Regions from separate parts of the Homo sapiens genome. Here region 2 is linked to region 1. A link is an interaction called in ENCODE POLR2A ChIA-PET data of the cell type or tissue named here. Cell type or tissue: PC-9. All regions are shown on one strand. Each heading gives the region's core, and the rest is flanking DNA. Links, peaks and the distances in the headings are about the cores only. Region 1 overlaps LOC105369958 (a long non-coding RNA gene). Region 2 overlaps LOC124903006 (a long non-coding RNA gene).

Evidence for each region. ChIA-PET counts read pairs that join two places held together with the same protein. Peaks named below come from ENCODE experiments on the same cell type or tissue, not always from the same donor. Only the 100,000 strongest peaks of a DNase experiment are listed, where the experiment ranks them.
Region 2: POLR2A ChIA-PET joins it to region 1 with 16 read pairs; 3 of 35 experiments call an interaction of 5 or more read pairs at or near these places.

The regions. Positions count from the first base shown.
Region 1 is chr12:105,490,765-105,496,142 of GRCh38, forward strand. LOC105369958 (a long non-coding RNA gene) reads left to right here. Exons shown (of 6, transcript XR_007063438.1): 1 at 1-1,665. Among named protein-coding and RNA genes, the nearest start is that of C12orf75, 160 kb to the left of the region's middle. In PC-9, for the core only: no CTCF peak of the experiment used is centred there; a DNase peak (open chromatin) is centred at 2,127.
Region 2 is chr12:105,559,770-105,565,147 of GRCh38, forward strand. It overlaps LOC124903006 (a long non-coding RNA gene), which reads left to right. Exons shown (of 2, transcript XR_007063439.1): 1 at 1-1,990. Among named protein-coding and RNA genes, the nearest start is that of CASC18, 140 kb to the right of the region's middle. RefSeq lists an enhancer at 1,930-2,709. In PC-9, for the core only: no CTCF peak of the experiment used is centred there; DNase peaks (open chromatin) are centred at 2,282 and 2,752; H3K4me3 peaks cover 1,332 bases; H3K27ac peaks cover 1,588 bases.

The DNA of each region.
Region 1 (5,378 bases), core at 74-5,073:
TTGTGTGCATGTGGCATGAATCATTACAAACAACTTTATATTCATTATATTTTTTGTTCTTCACAACACCTCCTAGGAGCTGACTTTTATAAATTTTACTTTATTATTATTTTTTTGAGATGGAGTCTTGCTCTGATGCCCAGGCTGGAGTGCAGTGGTGTGATCTCAGCTCAGTGCAACCTCCACCTCCTGGGTTCAAGTGATTCTCCTGCCTCAGCCTCCCAAGTAGCTGGGATTATAGGAACCTGCCACCATGCCCTGCTAATTTTTCTATTTTTAGTAGAGATGGAGTTTTGCCATGTTGACCAGGCTGGTCTCAAACTCCTGACCTCAAGTGACCCTCCCACCTTGGCCTCCCAAAGGATTATAGGTGTGAGCCACTGTGCCCAGCCTGTAAATTTTATTTTTAATTGACAAATAATTATAAGTACTATATATTTATGGGATATGATGTGATGTTTTGATATATGTTTATATTATGAAATGACTAAATCAAGCTAATTAACAATTTCATCACCTCACATATCTTTTTTTGGTGAAAACATCTAAAATCTACTATTTTAGTAATTTTGAAATATACAGTACATTATTATTTATTATAATCACCATTCTGTGCAAAAGATCCTGAAAGCTTATTCCTCCTGTCTAACTGAAATTCTGTGTCTTTTGACCAACATATCCCCTTTCTCCATTCGCCCTCGTCCCCCAGCTCCTGGTAACCACCATTCTTCTGTATACTTCTATGAATTTGACTTTTTAAAATGCTACACGTAAGTGATGGACATCATGCAGTATTCATTTTTCTATGTCTGGTTTATTTCACTTAGCCTGATGTTCCCCAGGTTCATCTGTGTTTTCACAAATGACAGAATTTCCTCCTTTTAAAAGGCTGCATAGAATTCAATTGTGTCAGCATATTACTTTTTTTTAATCCATTCATTGATAATGGACATGTAGGTTGCTTCCATATTTTGACTATTGTGAATAGCCAAATAAATGTGGGAGTGTAGATATTTCTTTATCATATTAAGTTCCTTTCTTTTGGATTATACACCCCAAAGTGGGATTGCTTGGTTTTCTGAGGAACCTAGGAATTATCTTTTATTTTTCTTATTTTGCAGATTAGCAAACTGAGGCTCTGAGAGAGACTCTGCAATTAGGGCTTGACTATAACCTGGTTAATAAGTAATAAAAAAAAGGTAACGTTTACTAAGCTCGTACTACGTGCCAGATGCTGTTCTGTTTTAATGCATTATTGCCTTTAATTCTCAGTAACAATCCTGTGGAATGTTGTTACCATTTCCCTGTCCCCACCTCCTTTTTGCAGATGATAAAAGGATGCATAGAGAGATTAGGACAACTGCGTAAGGCTAACAGGTGCCAGTGGTAGGTTTTAAACCCAGAGAGTTAGGCTCTGTAGAACTTACACCTCAATATTTACATAAGCAACATGATTTAGTATAATAGCTTGGAAACTCAAGACTCCATTTTGAGCCCTGAATCTGCCTCTCATCTTTTTGCTACTTAAAGTGTGGTCCACGGACCAACAGCCTTAGCCTCACTTGGGAGCTGTTAGAAATACAGGATCTGAGCTCCACCCCAGACTGACTGGATCAGAATCTTCATCTTACTTAGATCTCCAGATGATTCACCTGCTCACTGAAGGTAAGCACTGTCTCACCAGCTTTGCCCAAATCACAGAATCTCTCTCGGCCTCAGTTTCTCCAACTGTAAAATGAGGACAGCATCTGCCTCTGCCCCTTCTCAGGGCTGCTATGGAGATCAAAAGGCAGGAGGTATGTGGAAAGGTGTTGTAAATTGCATAGTGTTCTACAAAGGTCAAAACCAAACAGTGAACCAGAGCATTAAAGCTTTAGAGACAACTCGACAAATAGATAATGCCTTTTATCCCCAAGGCTTGGCTGGGCAGGAACTCACAGTGCTGTGTGTTATACAAAATAACCAGACAGAAGAAATGCCTTTTACAAGCAGTTCCTGGAAATTTCTAGCTTTATCAAGGAATTTGGTTTCTCCAGTTCACTGCCTAGTGAAAATAGCTGCTCCTTAATAAGACCCAGATGTTGACACAGCCACTCACCTTCCCCATTGCATGGATGCGTTTCATACTGAATTTCACCTAAGGAATTTTAGACTTTAAAGATAATAATCAAAACCACTGCTAGCTTCCCTTTGGGATTCTTGCTGATTTGGGAGATCAAAGGTGTCGCAACAATACAGTGAATGTAGACAGAAAGTGAGGTTTCTTGCCTGCTAACAAAAAGATGAATGCAGTATAACAATGACCATTTTAGCACTTTTGTCCCCAGGTACTTCTGCTTAAAGTAGGTTCTCCTCTCAAATATTTTTATAATTTCCCCCGACTGTCCTTCTTTGCCTCATGCTATCGGCAAACGTGGCTGGTGCGCTAACAACATTAGCTTCTGTTTCAAATACAATTAAATGGATGCCCTTGCTGGTTAATTCTTGGCATACCTAAAAAATACTTTCTCCACGTCTAGGAAAAGTATGAGATGTTTAAATTCCAAACAATGAATGATTCCCAAGGGCATCTCACATGGAGTTTCACGGGATGGGAATCTGGCTCAAAGGAAGGACGTCCTCCATGGTGGCCCCTCACTTTTTCCGGAGGCAGCCTGATTTGACTTTCTGTGAGTGGCTGAGAAATAACATAACTCTTGACTTTGGGGAGAGCTCTGCACTCTTGTAGACCCACATAGAGAGACCAGGCTGTTTTCATTACGCACTTGCTGGAATGCAGGGATCTGCTATAGGTCACCAGGGATTTCACAACCCCCAAAGCAAGAATGGCAGAAATTTGACTTTTAGAGACCCTGCCACTCTTCAATTTGCTATGTGCTTTCCTCCCCTTCTTTAATGAAACTATTGAGGGAGATGGTCTCGAAATTGTTTTTAAGGGCCAGATAAGTAGGAAGTTTTCTCACTGAGGCCTTCCTTCTCCAGGCAAGGGTATCCTGTGAGCATGGCCATTAGCCCCAAGACAGAGGCATATACTAGGTTGGTGCAAAAGTAATTATGGTTTTGCCATTAAGAGTAATAAATGGGAAGCTTCTGATTTGGGCCTTGGTTGCACCCCAGCTTTGCCACTTACTAGCAGTGAGACTTGGGTGATTACTCAGATTCTTCTGAGGCTCTGTTTTTTGGCTGTCAAAATGGCAAGCAACATCTCAGAGGGTCCTTGCGGAGATTACATGAACTCCTGGCTCATGCTACTAATAATCTGTGGATTTCTCTAGAAAAATATTGTTTTCTTTCCTATGGGAAGCCACCACCGTCAAACTTTATTTTGAGTTGTATTGTTTTAAAACTATTTAAGAAGGGCAATAAATATTTGGTCTATTTAAAGAGCAGGCTAGGCTGGGTGCGGTGGCTCACGCCTGTAATTCCAGCACTTTGGGAGGCCGAGGCAGGTGGATCAGGAGGTCAAGAGATTGAGACCATCCTGGCCAACATGGTGGAACCCCATCTCCACTAAAAATACAAAAATTAGCTGGGTGTGGTGGCGTGCACCTGTAGTCCCAGCTACTCAGGAGGCTGAGGCAGGAGAATCGCTTGAATCTGCGAGGTGGAGGTTGCAGTGAGCCGAGATCATGCCACTGCATGCCAGCATAGGTGACAGAACGAGACTCCATCACAAAAAAAAAAAAAAAAAAAGGAGCAGGCTAGATAATGCTATGAACCCAGGTCGACATCAGAGGCTGCTCTCGGTGGGAGCTTCAGGCCCACCCAGACCATTTCAACAAATGTGTATGGAGTTCTTGCTCCAGTGCAGGCACTGTGTGTGTAAGGGGCTTCCATTACAAGAGTGGATGAGACACTAGTCCCTATGGTTAAGAGGCTGAACGTTAGTGGGGGAAAATAAGTAAACTGGCAATTACAAAACAGGGAGATAAATGCCACAATGAGGAAAAGATAAGGTGCTAAGAACACTGGTAGAGACCTGCAAGCTGGGGGAAGATGTACTCTAAAAGACAAATGAGACAGACCAGGGAATGCCTGTGCAAAAACCTGGAAAGATTGTCAGTAGGACCTCTTGGAGAAGCAGCAGCCCCTCGCTTTGATCTTGCTCTGATAAACTAAACAGAATTAAAGGCTTTTGATGATGAAAGTGTAGGAAGCTCCATGTCAAGTTCTGACATACTGAGTGAAGCCAGCAGAATCATAGAAAGTAGAATTGTATAGCTGGAAGGGCCTATTACAATTCTCTCAAATAACTAGGTCATTCAAGTTCTGTCTTCTCCACAGGCATTCTTGGATCTTCTTGGGGTCACCTTGTTACTCCCCAGCCTTGCCTTGCTCTCTTGAATCTCCATGCCTTTGTTCTCTCCATGCCTGGAATCTCTCCTTGCCAAATCTGGCTTATTTCTATATGCCTTTTGAGACTCAGTTTAAATGCCCTTTGGTTTCTTCATTCATGAATCATTCCTTCACAACTCACTGTATCAGTTAGTTATTGCCACAATCATGCTGCATAACAAATAAGCATACAACCGCAGAGGTATACAATGGTTAGCACTTTTTAGCTCAAACAGCTGGGTGTTGGCCAAGGGCTGCTGATGGAGCCTGGGCTCAGTGGGAAGACCCTGCTCTGCTCCATGTTTCTCTGACCTTTCTCCTTGGACCAACAGCCTAACCTTGCTTGGGATGCTCTTCTTGCAATGATGGCAGAGCTGCTATAGGGAAAACAGAAAAACACACAGGCCTAAAAGGCCCAGGCTTGGAACTAGCATTCCCTCACTTTTCTTGTATTCCACTGGCCAAAGCAAGTTGCATGGCCAAACCCAAGTTCAAGGAGCAGGAAAATGTACCCTGCCCCTTAAGTGGAAAGAAGTGTAAAGTCACATGGCAAAGGGCAAACTGGGACCAAGAATGCAGTCTACCACATTAACCTTTGTATCTCTAGTACTTGACATGTGATAGGAACCCAGTATGTGCTTCTGACCTGCAATGAGAAAACTAAGCCAAGAGTGGTAAAATGACTTGCCCAAGTAACCTGACAGCAAGACAGGTCAATAGAAAGTGTAAGGTAGGACGCATTCAGTAAGAAGAATAAAGCTGGAGAGGGCTTTCCCAATGATTTAGGCTGACTCCCTCTTTTTATACATGCTCAAGAATATGAGTGAGATTGAGTGACTCATTTAAGATAATATAGTTCATCCACGACCCAGCTTGCCTTGAAGTGAAAAATGCCCTGTTCTCTTCTGAGCCCCTCTGGTATGGCATCTGTGAAGTTGGAAGCTGGAGCTAGTTGAGGGCCTATCAATATGATGGGGGTTTTCCCCTTCTTCACTGCCCCTTCATTTTTCTTTCTTTTTTTTTTTTTTAGTTTTTTGTTTTAC
Region 2 (5,378 bases), core at 297-5,296, 69 kb after region 1:
GGTCCTGAGCATAGGCCTTTAGGAGTCAGCAGAGGATGTGGGAGAAAGGTTCTCTCCAGCCTTCCTACTGCCACATATCAGGATTCATCTTTTCTCTCCTCAAACTGATACCTTCCCAATGTCCGCATTTCTCTCCCTACTTAGGCTTGAAACCCCAGGTTTGCCTTTGCTTTTCCTTTTTCTTATCCTATTCCTCTACTCAGAAGCCAGGTCTCCCAGGTCCTGTGTTTTGTTTTCTCCAACTCCCATCATTTTCTTTCCTTTACTCCTGCCCCGCTTCCAGTTCTAGGTCCTTACTTTGCATTTTGGGGTGGTTGGTGTAACTTCCTCATCGGTATCTCTGACTCCTGCTTCTCCTCTTCACACTCCATCTGGCATACTCAGAGATCCAGCTGAAAAATAGAAGGACTCTAGGAGAAAATAGTGCGGACCCCTTTTGCTGGCATTTTGAGCTCTCTGCTACTGGCCCTCTCTACCTTCGTAGCTTCCATCTGCCAGGCAGCAGCCAGCTTGTCCACTCACTGCTCCCTGAACGTATCTGGTGTCTCCCTGCCTCTGAGCTTTTGCTCATGCTGTTCCTGCTGTTGAGGATGCTGGATTTGCCCTGCTCTTCAACACCCAGTTAAGAGGTAGTCCCTGATGCCACAATCAGCTGGGAACTCGATATCACCTCTGCAATTTGTACCCCTGATCTTACACCTTTTGCATGATACTTACATTCAGATTGATACTCTAGGAGTTCTTGATTTTTTTTGTGATATTACTGAGGGAGCTTTACTTTTTTAGACCCTGACATGAGAATGTCAGCCATGTTTGTCGAGAATGTGAGTTCTCTCCAGCAGCAGATGCTGAGTCCGGTAGAGCTGAGATGAGGACACCTGACACAACCCAAGTGGGTGTCTGTGGTTGCACTTGAGTGGCAGGGGATGGAGGAGCAACCAGGGAGATGGCAAAATATGATGTGTCCCGCTTAATGTTCCTTCTTCCTGGGATTCTCCAAATCTTCAGTAAAGATAAAATTCTTGAAGCAAGAAGAATTTCTGTAGAACCAGAGAAAACATTGACTCATGGGTCGGTGGCATCCCAGGTGACCTAGGAGTGGGTGGGCCAAAGAAACATGAAGAGCCCACCTGTCAGCTGCCTGCAGGGACTGTGGAGATGCCTTGGTTCCCATGAAAGGTGACGAGTGTAGTTTCTGATGAGTTCAATGCCATTTCTTTTGCAGAGTGGCTTGGGGGAACCCAGATGGCATCTGGGATAGATTTCTCATCCTGTCTGAGAGATTCTTGGGGAAGAATGCTAAAATCCTTCCTTTTAGTTCCTCTGGTTCGATGCCTAGCACAGCAATTGTTGATTTAAATAGAGATACTGAGGCAGGTGGTGATTTCTTTGCAGGGGAGTACGTGCTACCAGACAGTTTGTTTCTCCTACTTAGTATTACATAACGTGCTCTTTCTCCCATTTTTATATATGATCCTCACAGTGAGCATGGATGAGAGACTTTGTATACAGAGAAAGAAAATGGGACTCACAGAGGGTGAATGACTTCCTGAAGATCGCACAGTTAGAAAGTGGCAGAGCTGGGACTTAAATCCAGAGTTCCTGGCTGCAAATCTAGTGCTTGGTCAGTCTTCCATACCAGGCAGACTCCTGAGTTCTTATACATCAAGTAAGGCTGAACTGGGAGAATCTGGGAAGCTGGATTGCAGTGCCCTCTCTATTAACTCCCAAAGGAAAATGATATAATTTGAGAGTATGAGCTGATGCTAGGACTCTCTCTTCTTTCTTACATTATCTTCATGGAACATTTTGGTCATGTACAGATACGAAAGAGTCCCCAGAATGTCTTCCAAAGGAATTTCAGGACCCTAAAGCCTGGAAGCATCAGAAAACATTAGTCATCTGGATCACTGAACCAGAGCACTGCTTTGAAATGTAAAGGATTCCTGCATGAATGTCCACTCCACCCAGAAGACCGTCATTGTTGCTGGTAGGGTGTAATCTACAATTTGTGGCCTTCACCATTGTGTCATGCATTGATTCCTACATCAAGAGCCACGTGGGGTACATGTCATTTTCCTTCTCTTTACAAATGAGAAAATGAGGCTCAGATTAAATTACTTGCCCACGTTCATGCAGCTAGTAATGGAGAGATGTGGAATACAAAGCCATATTATTTCTTAATTCAAATGCTGTGTTCTCAGCCACGATGCTATCATGCCTGCAAGTAGACATTTGCTGATTGAATGGAGTTGAATCACACTACAGGAGTGAGTGTGGATAAGAGCCAAGTGTCTAGTACAGACAGAAATGTGCAGGAGTAGAGAGAAGGGTGGATTGCCGGGAGAAAGTGTGGCACTGCCATCAGACTGTAGGTGGCCTCGCCATTGGGTCAAGCAAGTATTTGGTGCTGGGGAGTATGGAGGGGGCACACGGGCCTTCTCAGGCAGCCCAAGAAGGACGAGGCCTTATAGGAAAACTGACTTAAGATGAACCCTGCCAGAAAGGGCCACTCCGTCACCAGCCTTGTCTGAGGTCATATTTCAAAGACTGGCTCAGGGCCACTGGCTGGGGTGCAGGGCTGTGAGATCATGGCTGAGCAATCTGACTTTTAAAAAATATAAGGACCAACTTGGGAGTTTTATCGCAGTTCTGCGTTCTGCCGCCCAGGCATGAAGTCAGCTGGCCTGCTTGTGACAGGGAGCATTTCACTTGTAATTAGCTGGTTTTTTTTTTTTTTTTTTTTAATATTCTGCCTAAACTGCGGTGTGGTGTGAGTGAGCCCGCTCCCTTGGAGCTGCCCCACAGCGGTAGCGGAGGTGAGTCATGGCCATAAAATCTGGAAAGCTCGTAGGGGGATGGAGGGCGGTGGAGAAATATAAATTATTGTGATCGTCTTTCAGGAGCGCTCGAGTTAATTATTGTACTTTCGCCAGCTGCGTTGTGCCTTCATCAATGCCGAGCCAGAAGTGATGGTTTTAGTGGGGAAAGAGTCGTTCTTTAATGGGGCAGAGGCCCACGAAGCCCTGTGTTCTTTTGAGGGAGGTTGGGTGCATGAAATTCCCAGCACCAGCTGGAACCTGTGCGGATTTGCTCTGAGACACTTGGGTGTGAGCAGCGTCACGTTTTCTTTATTTTTCTAAAGCAAATAAATCTGGCTTCGTTCTCCACCTGCCAGGGCTGGCAGGCAACCCATTCTTAGTTATGTCTTTTTTGATGGGGCAGGGGGGGCAGTGAGGGGTTCTTTCTTTCTTTTTTGGGGGCATAAGGAAGCCCTGGGAATTAGGTAATTCAGCAAGATCTAAAGGCACCTTCCTGGCCTTGGGTCCACTATGAAGAAATAATTGCTCATTGCCTGCAAAGTACCATTTTGAAGGGGCTCCTCATCTTCCTCTATCCCAACCCTGGGCCAGGGGGTCTGGGAAGAGGCTCCCACAGCTTGTGACCTTGTGTTATCCCTAGGCCCAAGCTTCATTATCCACTATCTGGTGCCGTAGGTCTCCACTATCAGAGACTTTTAAACCACGGTTTCTTCCCCAATCTCAAGGAAAACACATAACATCTCAGTTTGAGTCACCTCTCCTCTGTCTTTCTTTTTTTAAATTATGTATTATTTATTTTTTATTTGAGGACAGGGTCTTGCTCTGTTGCCCACGCTGGAATGCAGTGGTGCATTCTTGGTTCACTGCAGCCTCAACCTCCTGGGCTCAAGCGATCCGCTCACCTCAGCCTCCTGGGTAGCTGGGACTATAGGCACGTGCCACCACGCCTGGCTAATTTATTTTTTTTTAAGAGATGGGGTCTCACTCTGTTGCCCAGGCTTGTCTCAAACTCCTGGCCTCCAGTGGTCCTCCCACCTCAGCCTCCCAAAGTCCTGGGATTACAGGTGAGACACTGCACCTCACCACACTTCACCTTACAGGTGAGAGCCACCTCCCCTCTCCTGAGAGAAAGAAAAAGAAACAAAGACAAGAAAAGAAAGAAAAGCACCAAACCAAATCAATCAAACAAAAACAGAAGTTATATTAAATGTTTTCCTTGGCTATTGGTTCAGAAAAGGAGAAAATGACTTTTTAATTCTTTATATCTCCTCTGGCAAGAAGAGGTCGAACCACTTCTCCATAAGCTTATCATCACTCCAGCTGCGTGACCTTGAGCAAATTACTGACACACTCTGAGGCTCAGTTTCTCACTGGAATATTTTAAGGATTAAGTGATATGTCCCATGTCAGGCACTTAGCATGGAGCCCGACCTGGAGTTGGCTCTCAAAACATGGCTATTTGTGGAGGACTGTGAGCTCTGTGAAGTTGCCTATAGCTTCTCCACCCTTGAGGACAGGGGCTGTAGTTTGCTTATCTCTGTATCCTCAGCAACTGGGCACCCAGTAGGCATCCAAAAATACTTGGTTAACTGGATAGTTGTAAAAGGCGGAGATTTCAGAGAGGCTGAGAAGACCAAGCTTCCTTTACCAGCCCAGGCCAACTGGCCTTCACGTTGCATGTCCATAGTAGACCCATGCATGCATCTTGGGCATGTGCAGTGTGTGACTCAGTGGTGTCAAGATGTAACCAGGAGGACTGCAGATTTGGTATTGCTCACTCTGGATACCAAAATCTTGACTATAATAGATAGGGTGACTTGAACATTTTCTACGTTTTAACAAGAGTGTATTTCCCCATTGCCCAGCCTTTATTAGGGCCCATTTCGGGGGCTTTCTCTCCCATCCTACCCTTGGTTTCTGTGAGGTTTATAAGTGTCTCAGGTCACTGAGAAAATGGGGGTATGCTACAAGAAGAGTTTGATGGGGCTTAGATAAATCTCAAGTCACAGCAGATGACTTTCTTCTGTATGATCTATGAGCAAGTCGCAGGTGATATATAGATATATATAGCTAAGCTGGCTTCTTTACCCAGTTGACTTGGAGTGCTCATTTATATGGGGTAGACTATAACCTGCATTTATATGGTTGGAAGCCTTCCAGGCACTGACCAGCAGATTCCTATGGCTTCCCCACTCTCCCTATTTAAGCCAGCTTTGGCCCTCTTCATTCCAGTGCTCCTCACCCAATTCCCATCTCCTGTAACGTCATACCTCTGGTCTAGTTGTTCCCCTGTCAGGCCAGGTGACACAGGAATGAGCTTGTCTTTCCTCCCATGCTCTTTCCAGTTTTTTATGGCTATAGCTTAAACTCTGCACTTTTCTGCCCTAACACCTTCCTTTTTGAATCTCAAGAAACTATTTTGGAAATAAAAAAAGTTACACATCGCCTGGTTTTTGTTTTCTCAGTCCCATCTCTTCTCAAGGCTAGAGATGCTCAAATTGACCAGGGAAAGTGTATGAAGTGAAAATGAGAAAAAGAACAGCACCCAGTATATCC